2 separate regions of the Mus musculus genome follow, and region 1 is linked to region 2. The links are chromatin loops, found by intact Hi-C in ENCODE. Cell type or tissue: left cerebral cortex. All regions are shown on one strand.

Region 1 (8,000 bases), 85 kb before region 2:
ACTTTCATTCCACTACAGTTGGCATTTGATATGTGTTATAGTTAAAGGAAACACTATCTAGATTTCGTTAATAAATACAGAAACAGGAAACTGTAAATTGTAGAGAGCCTATGTGTCTAAGAATGAGGTGGGATCATCATTTTACAATAAACGCTGACCGCTCTCCTCCTAACGCTTCCCTGAGAGTTGACAATGAAACTTTAAACTCTAAGAGTCCCAGCTTCTAAAGTTACCCCCAGAAAAGCGTGAGGCAGATGAAAGACTGCAGGAAATACACAGTAAAAATCCAGAAGCAAGCACGAGTTTTAGAGAGACGGTTTATACATTCTTTGTTAATCCTTCTGAAAGTACTTAATTCTTAATAAATGGATTTATGTTATTAATTTTTAAATGCCTCATAAAAGATAATAAAATGGTGGTGGTGCCTTTGCTGGGAGATGGAGGTAGTCTCCCTCAGCATTTCTTTCTCCATCTAATGAGTAATATCATTACTAAAATGAATAGCTTTTGGTACACCTCCCTTCTCAATGGCCAGCTTTTATCCTTTGCTAGGAAAGATTGAAAAATCCAAAGAAAGTAACATGGATGCATATGTCCACCTGCAGCCGCAAGTTAGCATGAGTAACACTTGGTGTTGCATTTTTAATGGGACTGAAGGGACAGACACTTAGAGCTGAAAGCATAGGTCCTTTTTGTTTCCTAGCAAAGTAGAACTGACTCAGGCCTTCCCAGCATCCCTTTGGCTCCTCAACTGTTTCTTCCATAAAAGCTGCATAGGAACAGGCACAGAAGAGGAGCACACAAGCACCAGCCCGAAGTGTATTTTCTGCCCTGTGTTTTTAAACTTCATGTTGGCTTTGATACTTAACCACGGTAGCCCATCAAGAGTAGTCTCGCTGCTGCTTCTACTTGTTGAATAATTCCCATGGATGTGGAAACCTCACCTGCAGACGACTGCTAAGTCTCTTTCCACGTTTCTCCCCATTGCCAGCTGCATCCTTGTGTGCAGCTTCGGTGCCCGCTCAGGATCCCACTGGGCGGGGCCTTCGTGGCATGACTGCAGTCAGAGCATGACTCTGCATTTCCAGCAAGCGCAAGTGACAGCTGTACACTGCGGCCCCGAGAGTGTCGCAGATGTAAGGCATGTTTTAGTCTTATTTCAGACGTATCGTAGCTTGTCCTCTCTTGGTACAAGGGTGTTTTACATTTTCCCTAAAACTGAGATTTTCAGCACTTTGTAAGTATTATTTTGTATAGAGGGTCTGGAACAATTTTCTATTTGATTCGAGCACTCGGGGATCCCTGCTCTATTTATTAGTATCCTTGCTCAGTCGCCCTGGGTCTCAACCTGACTGAAATCACACAAATAACACTGTTTAACAAGTTGGTTCTTTTTAGTGGTTTCCAGTGTTTTGGTGATCTTTATTCTTCCGTACATCCTGTATTAATTTTGATTTTCATGAGACGTTCTTTTAGGATACCAGCCAGAGCACATCCACAAATGACTGTGGGGGAGCCTGTCCCTCTGGGGCAAGCTTCGGCATTGCAGCATTTGTCCGGGCTCTTTCACACAGTCAGCAATGCCCGCTGCTTTCTCCTCAGCTCACTGAGTGTCCCTCGCTCCCTGGTTTTCTTTTTCTGGACGTTTCGCTCCACTCGATGTCACCACCATGAACTCGGTTCTGCTCTGTCTCAGTGACTGAGATGCTGAACAGGGAACTTTCCAGGGTGATCTTCTCTGCAGAAATCCTAAATCCCACCTAGGCTTTTCTTATCAGTTCTGATGAGGGGGTTTGCTGGAATAGCTTAGGGTTATCTAACAGTCAGAGAGTGCTTGCTCCCTCTGTGCCCCCTGCTTCTCTCGATGCTTTATTGCACTGACCAGCACTTCCAAATAGTTGGGCGTGTCTGATGGTACATCTTTCTTGTCTTGTTTCCAAAATGATGGCAGTATGGCTGAGACTTGCCCTTATGCAACGTGTTTACGTAACGTTCCCACAGTTATCTGTCCTGAGGAGCTCTTATGTTTCATGTAAGCTTATTAAAGTCTAGTGGGATTATGACAACCATCTCATTCCTTGCTTCAGTGTGTCTATTTTTAATTAATATTTAACTTTTAATATGAGACTTTGTTTTTTGTTTGTTTTGTTTTCCTTTTAAGACAGGATCCCATAGCCCTAGCTGGCCTGGACCTCAATAAGTGATTCAGACTGGCCTCATATTTACAGGGATCCACCTGCCTCTGCCTCTAATGCTAGGGTTAAGGCATGCACAACCACACATGCAAAGACATAGGCGTTCTATATTTATGTCAATTCCAACTCTTCTCACACAACTCCTGCTGTTTTCCCTGCTTTCTCTCTCAAATTCATGACTTCTCCTTTAATTACTATTGTTACACACACACACACACACACACAGGCATGCACAAATGCACACATATAACTCACTAAGTCCATTTTTTCTTTACAATATTTTAGTTGCTTTAAATGTTTTAGTGTTCAATATGTGTTTGACTCTTTGTGTGTATGTGAACCACACATATGTATGTTTACCATATGTATATAAATGTATATTACATGTATGTATGTGTATGTACCACATGTATGTATGTGCACCATGTGTATGTATGTTCATCACATGTGTGTATGTGTGCCACATGTATGTGTGTGTGCCACATGAGTGCCTGATGGCCACCGACTGCAAAGGAGCCATCAGATCCCATGGAGCTGTAGTGACAAATGGTTGTGAGCCCATGCAGGTGCTGTGATCCAAAGCCAGCCCTCTACAATAGCAGACAGTGCTCTCAACCTCTCAGCTCTCTGTTTGGCTGTTTTATTTCTTTCCTTGACTCATTCTCTCAGCAAGGGCTCCATCCCTGCTGTTTGGTTTAGCTGGTTTTTGTTTTCATGGGTGAAATGGGATTCTAGTTCTTGCTTTTGGTAGATCTCTTGGCTGTTAGATTCATACTAATGAGTATGAGCGGCAGTCTGTGTTTTAGTCCTCTCTCCAGTGTTCCTAATGCCGTCCAACAGTTAGGGAACAGATTGAATGTGACTGCGTAGTTTTATTTATTTTTTGAGTCATGTATGATTCCCACAAGCCTACCCATTTCAAGGCCTTACACTTACTCTGTGTCATCGGTTACAGGTGTGCCTTTATGGTCTTTAGTAAGTTCGTAACTGAGGTGGAAATTTGCACTTCACATAGTTTGTGTCTTGGTCTAGCTCAAAATTAGCCTGTAAGAATTGTTTCTAAAAAAGCATTTTTTTTTGTTGTTGTTGTTTGATTGTCAAGTCTCACGTTCTTTTTGCTGTTTTTTAGTTTACTGTGTTCTTATTTTTGCTCATTTTGAGAATTTTTCTTTTGTTCCCTGAGCTTACAAACTGAATGTTTGTTTGGCGTTTTTAAATGATTTTCTTTTCTCTGGGCCTATAAACTACCCTCTAAGTACCTCCGGGTTCATTCCATAAGTTTTCTATGTGTTTTAGTTCTAAATATTTTGTCTTTCTGCCATTTAAGAGATGTAATAACAAGCAGTTTGTCAGAGAAGTGAATCTGACACACCATGTTTCTCTTCATTCAAATTGAGAATTTTCTTTTCATTAAATAAAGAGATTTCTCTGATTCTTATGAATACAGTACAAGTGACTTCTATTTCTGGGTAGACTTGTTTAAATCATTCTGCTGATTACCATGACAACCCAAACTCTGTAATCTAGCAAATATCTGAAGCAAAACCTGTTCTCTAAACAAGCCTCTGGCTCCAGCCACTCCTCTCCCACCGACACGTACGGTGATTTCTTGAAGAGCTGGCCATCTTCCTCTGTAGTTGCATTTCATGGTCCTGTGTGGGCATTTTTAGTTCCAAATAGGATGAGCAGGAGGAGTGCAAAGGTTTTTCCTCTGGTACCAAATTCCCCTGGTACATTCTAAAACCCAAATGAGATTTGTCAGAACCACATGGAAAATAGTGGTAAAAATGCAATGTCCTATAAAAATCGCCAAACACCTTGGACAAAGTCATAGCTGAATTTAAATATTAGTCATAACACTTGTGAATCGTCTTCAAGAATGATGTGACCGGTATAAGTAATGGAGGCCTGTCTGCTTTGGTCCTGACTCAGTGTTTTCAGGAGATTCAACTGATCTGTAGAGATGTGACTGTTGTAACATCAAGTGTCATGAGCTTTCTTGTCAATGACGGCATCTAGTCTTTGAAAATACCGTCTAAAACCAGATTGTTTAAATAAAACCTCTGAGTGACTAGATGATTTTTATGGCAGATAAACATTCTCCATCCTTCTTCCTGGCTCTTCTTGAATGGGGAAGTCAGCACACATCTTTTTTTAAGGACAGAACTCTGGAAGCTCCTCTCATCTTTGTTCAACCACCTCCCAGCGCCTGTGACCTGCCCTGCTCAGAGAAGTTAATGGAATCTGTTCCTTAACTCCCCATGCCTGTCAGTGGGGCATAATGGAAATTATGTCAGAATAAACAATACCCCAGAGGGATAAAAACGGGGAATACAGTCGGCACCCTGGCCCTTAGAGATCCTGTCTCTGAACAAAAAGCCATGTTATGCTCTGTGCTGAGCCCCAGTGTCGGGAGGTCCACACAGGCTATGTCAGTAACTAGTTAAGTGCTTTTGCTTCATAAATGTTTCTTGACTGAGGAGACTGTATCCAGTAAGGGAAACCTGCTAGAGCGGGTTGGAATCACAGTAGGAGGTTTTCCCACTTCCCTGGAGACACACCAATCTAAGCCTGGCTTCTTCGGGTATGCAGCTGGATCCATGGTGAGGGGGCACTGGCTGTGGTTATCATATATTAAACATGATGTTAAGTTATGTTAGGAACTAGACTGTCATTCTGTACACTGGCATGGGGCATTGGATCAGTATTATTCTTTTCTGTTTTTACATAAATGTAGACATAGGCTTTTGTAAATGGTGGGATTTCACAGCAACAAAGAGAAGGATTTGGGATGTGACCCCTGATAGATCTTGTTCCAAACCATGCATTTTTCTGATGTGCTTCTTCTAAGGAAGAGCATGAGAAGGATTGGGGGGGTTGGGGGGGGGCAGAGGGGGCAGGGTCAGCTGCCATGAGCACTAGCTAGTCTTCCAAAAGATTCAGATTTGATTCCTATCACCTATGTGGTGACCCACAACTATCTGTAACTTCAGTTCCAGGGAAGCCAAGGCTCTCTTCTGGCCCCTCTTGGCACAAGATCCCCATGTAGCATACAGGCACACATTCAAGAAAAACATTGAAAAAGACAATTTTAAAGATAAAACAACAGGGTCTGGTGAGGGAGAGGTTTGTTTTAAAGTTGGAAAGGTTTAGAGTCGATTCTTTTTATGTCAGTAATTTCTTTACGCTCAGTGAAATTAGGATTACAGTAAAGTTTTTCCAAATGTGAGCCATGCCTGAGGTCAAGTCGGCCCTCTGATTCTTTACATCTGGGTATGCAGGTGTCTGCAGCTCTTGCTAAACTGGGGGCTTGGGTGCATCTGTGAACACATTCAGTGAACTGGCAGACCAGCTAGTGAGTGACAGGCAGCCTGGCTGAAAGCCACTTGCTCGCTTGCTCGCTCGCTCGCTCTGCTGCATTGCGGTCCCCCGGCCCCATTCTTATTCTTCCCTGCACCTGTGCCTCCAAGTGTGGCTTGGATGCTCCCTCAGCACTTTGATCCATCATCTTACAGAGCCTCGCCATCTAAAACCTCCTCCAGGTGATAAAGACCTCTGTTTTCGATACTTACATTAAACTGTAAAGATACCCAGGAGCTTTCTTTAAAAACACACAGTAAAGCTCAAGCCTCAGGGTGTGGGGCAGGAAAATGCTGATCAAAGGTGCAAGTCTAGCAGAGAGGCACGCAGGGATGCAGACGCTAAATGTGACCACTGTTCTTGCCATGGAGAGATGGAGTGGGGCTCTAGCACGACACCAGTGACACACACGCACACAAGCATGCGCGCGCGTGCGCACACGCACACACGCATGCACACACACACACATGCATGCACACACACAGTGCACACACCCGCACATGAATCTATGACCACACTATGTACTTCACATATACGCAGTAACTTTTTTTTTTTTTAATGTAGTAAAATGCAAAAGGAGGGCTTGAGTTAGAATGTAATTATCAGGAAGGGACAAAAACAAAACATTAAAAAAAAAAATAAAAACAAACTGTCAGAAATGGATAGTAATAGTAAGAAGAAAAACAATAACAAAACCTGGACACCCTGACAGAAGCCCTGGCTAATGTGTTGGGAAAACGTAGACAGCCTGGTTTGAACACAGGAATGCATTTAAGGACGGGGCTGTTGATTTGTGAGTACAGCACTTGAGTCTGCTAGCTGGGTTTTCATTTCTCAAGGGCTAACAAGCAGAGACCTGGACTCCTGTTCTGAGCTTAACATGAAGGGGATCCTGAGCGAAATGCCTTTACTTATGAATCTCGACTTCCTCGGCTCTTGAAGCTAATGCTTGCTATTTCCTTTGAGGTACACAGAGGCTCAGCCTTCGGAGCTTTCTGCTTGCTTTTGTGATTTGTGAGTTTGGATGTTCCGCTACACTAAGTTTGAAGAAAAGAAAACTCGCCCACTCACCCACACAGCACTTAGAACTCAGGTGGCCTCCTCCCTGGAACAGCTGAAGTTGGAAGGGGCTGAGCTCCCGGGGCTCCCGGGGATTATGAAACAAGTTGGAAGTGCAGAACAGCCTGCCTGTATTAAGGCACATTTCAACCATTTCTGCCCCTCTCCCCACAGACTCAGCCCCCAACTGAACTGCTCATTCGGTCCCCTGGGGGAATGTCATCATGAGGTCTCTGTCTCCCAGAGCATCCACTGTGCTCATAAAACAGGTTCATCCTGTCTTCAACAGAGAGCCTCTCTTGCTCTCGGGGCTCCAGACACAGTGCATTAAGGAGCTATGCTCAAGACAGTGAGCACCAGGCTCTGGGACAGCGCCTGAGATGTGCCCGAGGAAACGTAGAGTCGTGAGATGCAAAGCTTCCTGAGGGACTCTGTAGACACGAAGCCACCCCAGGTCCTCATGTTGGCAGTGACTTCTCTCAGGCTCTCACTCTGTAAGTCTTCCAGGAATTGCTAGAAGATGCAGACACCTTTCACTGTCCCTGTGTGACCAGCCTAGAGGGCACATGGGAGCCTTTACAGGAACCTACCCTCTGTTTACAAAGTCCTTCTCAGTGTCTGCTCTCTGTAATAAAGGAAAGAGCAGTATCCTGTAGCAAGCAATCTTATCATACTGATATGACCCAGAGAGGTAAAATAAAACTAATGATCCTAGGAAAGGTTTCACTCCGTGAAAACCTAGGCATTCTGAGAATTCACTGAAGGACCAGTGGCACTCTGGACCCTTTCCTCTAAGCTGAGCCAGTAGCTCTATGGAATCCTCATGAGAAAATGTTCCAGACTTCTCTGTCTCTGAAAATGGAATCTTAGACTTCAGGCCACAAGAGGTAAATTCTGAATTACTCTCCGTCTTAGTTAGGGTTTTACTGCTGTGAACAGATACCATGACCAAGGCAACTCTTTAATAAGGACAACATTTAATTGGGGCTGGCTTAGAGGTTCAGAGGTTCAGTCTATTATCATCAAGGTGGGAGCATGGCAGTGTCCAGGCAGGCATGGCGCAGGCAGAGCTGAGAGTTCAACATCCTCATGTGAAGGCTGCTAGCAGAATACTAACTTCCAGTCAGCTAGCACAAGGGCTTCCAGGGAGCTAGGATGAGGGTCTTAAAGCCCACACTCACAGTGACACACCTACTCCAACAAGGCCACATCTACTCCAACAGGGCCACACCTTCTAATAGTGCCACTCCCTGGGCAGAGCACTGTCTTTAGCAGATGGATTGTGGAAAATATATATATGCATGTATACACACACACGTGTGTGTGTGTGTATGTATATATATGAATGACATGATCTTGCCATGACATCAATCTTCTGACTTTGAG
Region 2 (8,000 bases):
AAGGGTTATTTACACTTGGCTGGTATGCACCTAGTCTATGAGATATTTAAGGATTTTCTGGTAAAATGAAAGAATCTGAGAAGTGGTGTGACCAGCTGGCCCTGTTAAATCTTATCATCTGCTGAATGGTCATTTATTCTTGTGCTTGTTCCCCAACAGATACGAGCCACTGGCTTCTGTTCTTCTGGGCGAGACGAAGGGTCAGGCTGCTGAGGAGAGGTGTCGACTTGTTCTCCAGCGGTGTAAACTGCAAGGTTGGCAGGTTAGTGGCCTACGGACTATGAAAATAGATGGCTGGGGTTTTAAAGGTATGACTCACGGTGGTAGCCACCAGCCTTCCTGGCAAAAACAAACCCCCTTGATATGTTTGGCAAGGCCCAGCACTCTCTGCGCTCACTGGAAACGTGCCATTCTGTGCGATTTGTGGGTTTTAGCACCGTGGAGGCAACATAAGAGACTAGCCACTTTTACAGCAACACAGAGAACTACTGAGCTTGGTCAGTTGTCTCAATTCATGCCTGCTCACTCACACTTTGTAAAGCATCTAAGATGTACCCATATCGATCACCTTTCCAGCTCCGTGACAAAGAACCTGAGGTAGACGGAGGATGAAGAGGAAAGGTTGCCGTGGCTCACAGCTATAGTCATGGCCCATGAGAGCTGTTGTGTTTGGGCTTTGGCAGACTGAGCATCACACACAATGTATGTGTGTGAATAAAGACAGTCAGATTACTGTGTGGATAAAGGAGAGGGGAAGAGGAGAGAAGGGAAGATAGAGGCAACAGCTCAAACCAGTCATTGCATGACACTCAGGAAGAACAGGAGAGGAAAGGAAGGGAGAGGAAGAAATAAGAGGGAGACCCCTTTGGTCCCAGTGTCTCCTACTTCAAGGGTGAAGCACAGCCCCAATGGCCCAGCTTCCTCTTTCTAGGTTTAGCTTTTAATGGACCACCACTTCTCAGTAGTCACAGGCAAGGACCCAAGCCTTCAGCTCTTGAGCATTTAGGAGGCACATAAGATCCAAACTATAAAAGGAGAAGAATTCAAAAAACCCACAGAGTAAGGAAGCAGTCTTGAGCGAAACAAACTGTTCGTACTGGAGCCAGGCCTGCAGGCTGGGGGAGCTGCTCATGAACCCCACTCCAGTTTCTCTTTGCTCTGTCTCTCATCTGCCTCACAGTCACCCTAGGTGGCTTCTAGAAGCCGAACCTTCTTCTCAATCATCCCAGGCCACACATCTACCTTGGAGGTGACAGCTGGGTCTTGCTACCCTGAAACTGGGTGGGTGACCGGAACAAAAAGCTTACTGTAGTATTTGTCAATTTTTTTACCTGCGGCATGTTTTAGATGAAACATTGAGGTAGTATACAAATATTAACTGAAAATATATGACTTAGGTTTTTGTATTGGTCTTCCATGAGTTCGCAGCGCTATTCCCTGTGAGAACTGTGATGGTTGCGTTCAGTAGACACAGTGTGGAATCTCTGGGCATTTCTTCTGCTCCCCCAACCCCCTCACCTCCCCTTTGAGCTTTAACAAGTGGCCAAGTTTTGAGTTTCAGAGCTTCTCCCCGTGTTCCGTGTTACACATGATGTGTCTCATAGGCGCCCGGGGCAGCAGTCACTGAGCTGGCACAGGAAAGAAATAACTTAAGGCAAACTAACATGGGGGCACCCACTAGAGATGGAAGGGCACCTTAGGTGACATCAGGAGAGCATCATTGGCTGTCTTTAGGAAAAGGGGATTTGAGTGGAGAATGAAATCCTGGATTCATTGGAGGTCAAAGGTGACACAGAGGGCGAGCTTTTGTGAGGCATGCATTACTGCAAAACGGCCTCAGGTTTAAAGTCTATTGTTCTGAGTAGAAGTGCAGGGTCCTTGATGGGGTAAACATGGAGATGCTATTTCAGAAGCAGGGGGGAGCAGATGTCTGCACACATCAGAATGTGTATGAGAGCGGCATGACCTTCACGTCCCCATCAGAGAAAGTGTCACAGGTATACTCATCCATGACCAAGAGCACAAGAACCCAAGCTCAAGCACAGAAATCGCGACTTCACCCTCTAACCACTCAAGCGCCTCCTTTGTTTTCCTCCTTCCTTTTCTTCTTATTTAATCTTGGTGGAAGTCGGACTTTAAGTCACCGTCTGAGGGAGGACGCTTACTCATGCTGGGTTGTCATGGTTGCGCGTCGGTGCTGAGACTGGATTTAAAAAGGAAGAAATTACTAACCCAGAGTGATGTCAGCTCCCCGCTCTGGAGCCTGAGACATCAGTGTGAGCTCCACAGAGAGTATGGTTTAGCAAGATTGTGGGAGCTGAGGTCATTTCCGCTTAATCATTGCTGGGAGTTTTAAGTAGGTAATTGTAGAGTAGTGGTTTAAGCATAGCATGATGTAAAAGGTTTCAGGGCGTGTAATGTTTCTGTAAAGAATACTCTCCAGTGTTCACTGGTGTGTGTGTGTGTGTGTGTGTGTGTGTGTGTGTGTGTGTGTGTGTGTGTGTATGTGTGTGTGTTCAGACGCTGAGAGACTCTGAAACACTTCTCCCAGCAGGGAAGCTACTATCAGTGCTAATACCCAATCAGGATTCCCAGTGTATAGGTTGGTGTCAATCATGGGAGGAAGCTGGGATGCACATTGATGTACGCTGGTTGGCATCAGTCTTACCAGGACTGTGTCCAGGATGGGCTACTTGGCATAGCAATGGAAGAGAGTATTAAATTGAGACACACATTGGTACTTTTAAAAACGAAAATCAAATATATTTTAATAGGGAAGCATTTTCATCTCATCACACAAATATATTTTCTCCTTACTTAAAAAAAATTACTTTTCTTGCATGTGTATTTGTGGGTGCCTACATCTATGTGCATCACGTGCATGTCTGGTTCTGGCAAGAGACAAGAACCAGGCACTGGATCTCCTGAGCCTAAGATTGCAGATGGTTGTGAGCCACCATGTGGGTGCTGGAGCCCAAACCCAGAAATTCTTCAACAGCAGCAAGTGTTCTTTATTGCTGAGCCACCTCACTAGCCCAGCCTGAGCTTTTTTTTTTTTCTCCATACAATAAAGTTGAAAATACAAGAGGGAGGGAACTAAGGATGTGTGTGTGTGTGTCAGAGAGAGAGAGATGAATACAGAGAAAGAGGCAGAGAGAGATAGGCAGAGAGAGAGGCAGAGAGAAAGGCAGAGAGAGAGAGAAAGAGAGAGAGAGAGAGAGAGAGAGAGAGAGAGAGAGAGAGAGAGAGAGAGAGAGAAAGAGAGAGAGAGAGATTTCCCCCCAAGTACATCTGCTAATGAGTTCTGCATTCTCTAGTTATGGAAGACAGATTTTCTTCAGTCTTTTCAAGGGGAGACATCTATATCTATATTCTTCCTGCTGCAAGATGAGTAGTTGTAATCACAGACATCATGCTTATTTATATTTTATTTCTAGGTTAAACAGAAAATCACTTGTGTTAGAAACCGAGTTATTCCTAATAGAGTAATCAGACCCTTCTGGTCCAAAAGCAAAGCCTGTGTTGGAAATGTACTGCTACCCGGCTGGAGAGATGGCTCAGTGGTTAAGAGCACTGACTGCTCTTCCAGAGGTCCTGAGTTCAAATCCCAGCAACCACATGGTGGCTCACAACCATCTGTAATGAGATCTGATGCCCTCTTCTGGTGTGTCTGAAGATAGCTACAGGGAATTTACATATAACAATAAATAAATCAGAAAGAAAGAAAGAAAGAAAGAAAGAAAGAAAGAAAGAAAGAAAGAAAGAAAGAAAAATGTACTGCTGCTACAAGAGGTTCCACCATTGATTCTATTCTGGGCTGTGAATCAGTTCAGAAATTAAGTAGCATTTAGTAAGGGGCTGCATGACAGAGGAGCCAGGACAGCAATGGGCAACTTCTGCACCTGAAGCATGGCTCCCACACTGCGAAGGCACAGAGCAGTGACATTCAGCATTGGACACTAACTGGTCAATGTTAAATTAATGCTTATTTCCCCACATCATTACAAGGAGCACTAGAGAGCAGACGAGTCGAGTCACTTTTACATCCCAGGAACCCATGCAAGGGGTTAGCTAGGAATTCAACTCTCTTTACTATAATATCACTTTTTATTTTAAAGTTTATGTGCATTATGTGTGCCTAATTGCACATGCCACTGAGCTGCAGAGGCCAGGAGGACGTGTCAGGTCAGAGCTACCTGCAGTTGAGTGTCACCTGATGTGAGCACTGGGAGACACACCTCTGTGTCCACTATAAAAGTACCAGGCACTCTGAACCACTGAGCCATCCCTCCAGCCCCTATGAGTTTTTACTGTCACTCAAGTGATACGGTGGCTTTTGCCATTTGTCCTTAACATCGATCAGACCTGGCACAGTCAACCATAAGTCTTCAGAGCGGGATGGCAGCTTCATGGTTCCTGTGTCTGCTTTCTCACAGAAGCACATGAGCACCCAAGCCTCCTCCTGATTAGAGGCGTCAGATCTTGGGAGCTGTTAGGGTTTTTTTTTTCCCCATTGAGAGAGAAATGGAGGAAGAAGGTGAAGATAGAGTGAGGATGGATAGAAGTGGGTGAGGGGGTGTGTGAAGTTAGGTGAGGACAAACACATGGCTTGTTCAATGTCATTGGATGGTTGTCAGGACATGGGGAGTTTGGGGCGAATAGCCAGTCCGCTTCGTCTGTGTGTTGTGAGGTGACCACTCAGCACTTTCTCCATTTTATTGACTTTTAGCCTAATAGCCTCTCTGTGGAGAAGAAGAAAGTAACCACAGTGTAGAAGTGAGGATGCTGGTCCCCAGAGATTGGCTGCTGTATCAGCATCTTTCCTGAATCAGGGGATCTAGTTCCTATTCACCTCACCTTCGCTGAAATCAACCTAGAGTCTGCCTCAACCTTCTTCTTGCATTTGGCTTGATATCTGCTTTACATGACAGCCCTGCGAAGTCATTTTGTCCAGGCTTCAGAACTTGAAAGGGACAGATTGTGCTTCATTATAGAGCTTTGATCTCAGGTACTTCCATATTCCTATATCATTGAGCAGTCTACCCCTTGCAGCCAGTGTCTTTCTGTGTTTTAGTTCACTGGGCAGACGAGGGAAGACCTAGTACCACTTCCTGTTGCAGGCTGGCTCTGAAGGCGTCCTCTGTGCCCAGAGCATCATCCATGCAGTAGCACTCAGCTTTTACCTGAGCATTCCAATTGGACCTAGGATCACAGTTCTGAGAATAAGAAACTATCATTGATACGCGCTGGGTACTTCATGTAGACATGCAACTGTGAATTGTCAAATTGAGTCACAACAGAAAACTAGTACTTGTTATGTCTTAGAGGGGAGCCAAGTGGGATTTTGCTATGTCTATGCTTATAAGAAATATATTGATCCATCAAGTCTGTGCTGGAAAATGACCACACAATGCATAAAGTAGCCTATGTGCAGGTTAGGCATAAAATATTCCAAATAAGGCCAGATTTTGCTGAGAATCTCTGTAAAAGCTATAGGTGGCTTCACGGGTCCTGACTTTCCCATCTGTACTTCCCATTGTGACTCTCACACATGCATCCTCTTACTGCGACAGATGAGCTCAGCTTTCTTTTACAGCTTGAGCTGGTAAATACCGGTTCTGGCAAATTCCCACACGGTACTGTCCTCTGAATACTCAGAATCACTACCCTTACATAATGTGGCTTTATTTCAAAGAAAGAGGAAGAAAATCAGGACATAGTGGGAGGAAACCTTCTTGTTGGTGGTTTCCTATTCATGTTTAACACAGAACATCATGTTTAAAACACCAGGAACTGGGGGCTGAGAGACAGCTCATCGGTTAAGAGCACTTGCTGCTTTCCAGAGGATTTGGTTTCAAGTCCCCTCACCCACAGGGCAGCTCATGAACGTCTCTAACTCCATTTTCAGGCATCCAGTGTCTTCCTCTCATCCCTGTGGGAGTCAGACAAGCCAGTGGTACCCAGACTCATATGCAGGCAAATGCTAAGGACATTAAATAAATAATAAAGTCAAATACATATACATACGCATACACAAACACACACTATATATATACATGTGTGTATATATATGTGTGTGTATATATATGTATATATAAACTATGGAGCCACAATATCTAAGAGCACTTGCTGCTCTTGCAGAAGAATCAGGTTTATCTTCTAACACCTACATCAGGCAGAACACAGGCTCCTATAACTCCAGCTCCAGGGCCTCTGACACACTCTTTAAGTTTCCATGGGCACTGCCCATGTGTGGTGTACCAAACATACATACATACATACACACACACACACACACACACACACACACACACACTCAGGGCACATATACACACATAAAATAACTCTTAAATATTTGTGTGTGTATATATATGCATGCATGTGTGTGTGTGTGTGTGTGTGTGTGTGTGTGTGTGTGTGTGTGTGTAGCTAGTCAGAGACACACCCTTATTTGCAAGGCAGACTGTGAGTACCAGTGTCTTTGCTAAGAGGAATGGAAGTTAGTAGAAATAGTCTTTGAGTAGAATCTTCATGACTGTCTCCAAACTTTGTTTTCTTCTCACAAGATGTATTTTTCTTTACTAAACAGAGTTCATGAATTGCTTATTTGTGTGAGAGGTAAATGCAAATAGACTTAGGTCATAGTTTTAAACCAGACATTGAACCATCCATGATTTGAAATATAATTATTTATTATTGCATTTTATTTGTTGCAATATGTTCACTTTTCATTCAGTGTTACTTTGAGATAAATTTGATGTAACCAAATAGATATACACCTCTGGGAGATGCCCCACCAGCAGACATTAGCCCCCCCCCCCCAGGAATAATCTTGTTTTCCTTGCTCTTTCATTTCTGTAAAATGAAAACCTCTGAAACTAATTCTAAGTGACAAAATAAGCGGTATAATCTGATTTTCACACATTTTATATGCATCAACTGGTTATAGGGTGCTTTCTTCTGTGTTGTTATTTGAATGCTATATTCATTTCTCTGCCATCTGGAGGGATGGAGGGTGGAGAAGCAGATCTGTTGGAGTGTTCTGGGATGCCAGGCACTGCAGAACAGGCACTGAGAGCCACAGGGAGTCGGGTTGGGCGTGGCCTTGTTCCCTCTCAGAACACTGTCAAACAAACAGACATGAAGGGAATGTTTTTCTGCTGATTTCTGCCAGTTTGGGTGGAAGAAAGGAGGGAAGAAGAGGGACATCCACTGCAGCCTTGGAAATAGGTCCCGGGATGTTGTTCCCAGAGGCAGTAATGATTTTAGAGTCCAACCTCAGAGGCACTGTGTCATCTAGTGATTGGAAAATAAATTGGAGACAGGATGCTCCTGAGGTCCCTCTGCAATATCGTGCAGACTGAAACAAGAAGTGCAATGGGAACTTCACCTTCATCTCAACTGCCTGTGCATGGGACATCATTCTGTGTGTGTGTGTGTGTGTGTGTGTGTGTGTGTGTGTGTGTGTCTGTCTGTCTGTCTGTCTGTCTGTCTGTCTGTCGAGGGTGTGTTTGAGAGTGTGTGTGTGTCTGTCTGTCTCTCTTTCTCTGTACATCTGTAAGATAGGGAGAGACACAGAGAGACAGAGACTGAGAAACTACAAGAAGCAATAAAGTTCATTCATAGAAACTAAATCCTTAAGTCATTTTAAAATGTTTACTATAACATTAATATTTTAGGAATTTCAAATATATATACATATATATATATGTACATACACACATATATACATATATATACATATAAAACATATTTGATCATACTCACACAAATTTCTCCTCCCTGACTCTCTCAGATACCACCAATTCTCCCAGACCTCACCCTAATCAAACTTTTTGTCCATTGATTTCAGCTTGCTATAACCATATCCTTATGTGTTTAGGGCCGAACCCTTAAGGAAAGCAGTGTTCCATCTCCAGAGGCCATTGACAGTTGACCTCTCAGATATGAGGGTTCTTGTGCCATGCTGGCATGGTGACTGGCTTGGTGACTAGCTTGGT

What was found. A loop is a pair of places that touch in the nucleus more often than their neighbours do. Peaks named below come from ENCODE experiments on the same cell type or tissue, not always from the same donor. Only the 100,000 strongest peaks of a DNase experiment are listed, where the experiment ranks them.
Region 1: it touches region 2 in a loop (2.4-fold over the local background); 2 of 42 quality-filtered maps call a loop at or near these places.

Annotation. Positions count from the first base shown.
Region 1 is chr8:10,447,685-10,455,684 of GRCm38, forward strand. The region is part of intron 20 of Myo16 (myosin XVI); the gene reads left to right. Among named protein-coding and RNA genes, the nearest start is that of Gm51561, 21 kb to the left of the region's middle. In left cerebral cortex, no CTCF peak of the experiment used is centred here; DNase peaks (open chromatin) are centred at 1,058 and 3,893; H3K27ac peaks cover 769 bases.
Region 2 is chr8:10,532,826-10,540,825 of GRCm38, forward strand. It overlaps Myo16 (myosin XVI), which reads left to right. Exons shown (of 35, transcript NM_001319151.1): 28 at 160-262. Among named protein-coding and RNA genes, the nearest start is that of Gm51561, 110 kb to the left of the region's middle. In left cerebral cortex, a CTCF peak has its summit at 3,556; DNase peaks (open chromatin) are centred at 386, 1,057, 2,208, 2,957 and 2 more places; H3K27ac peaks cover 1,900 bases.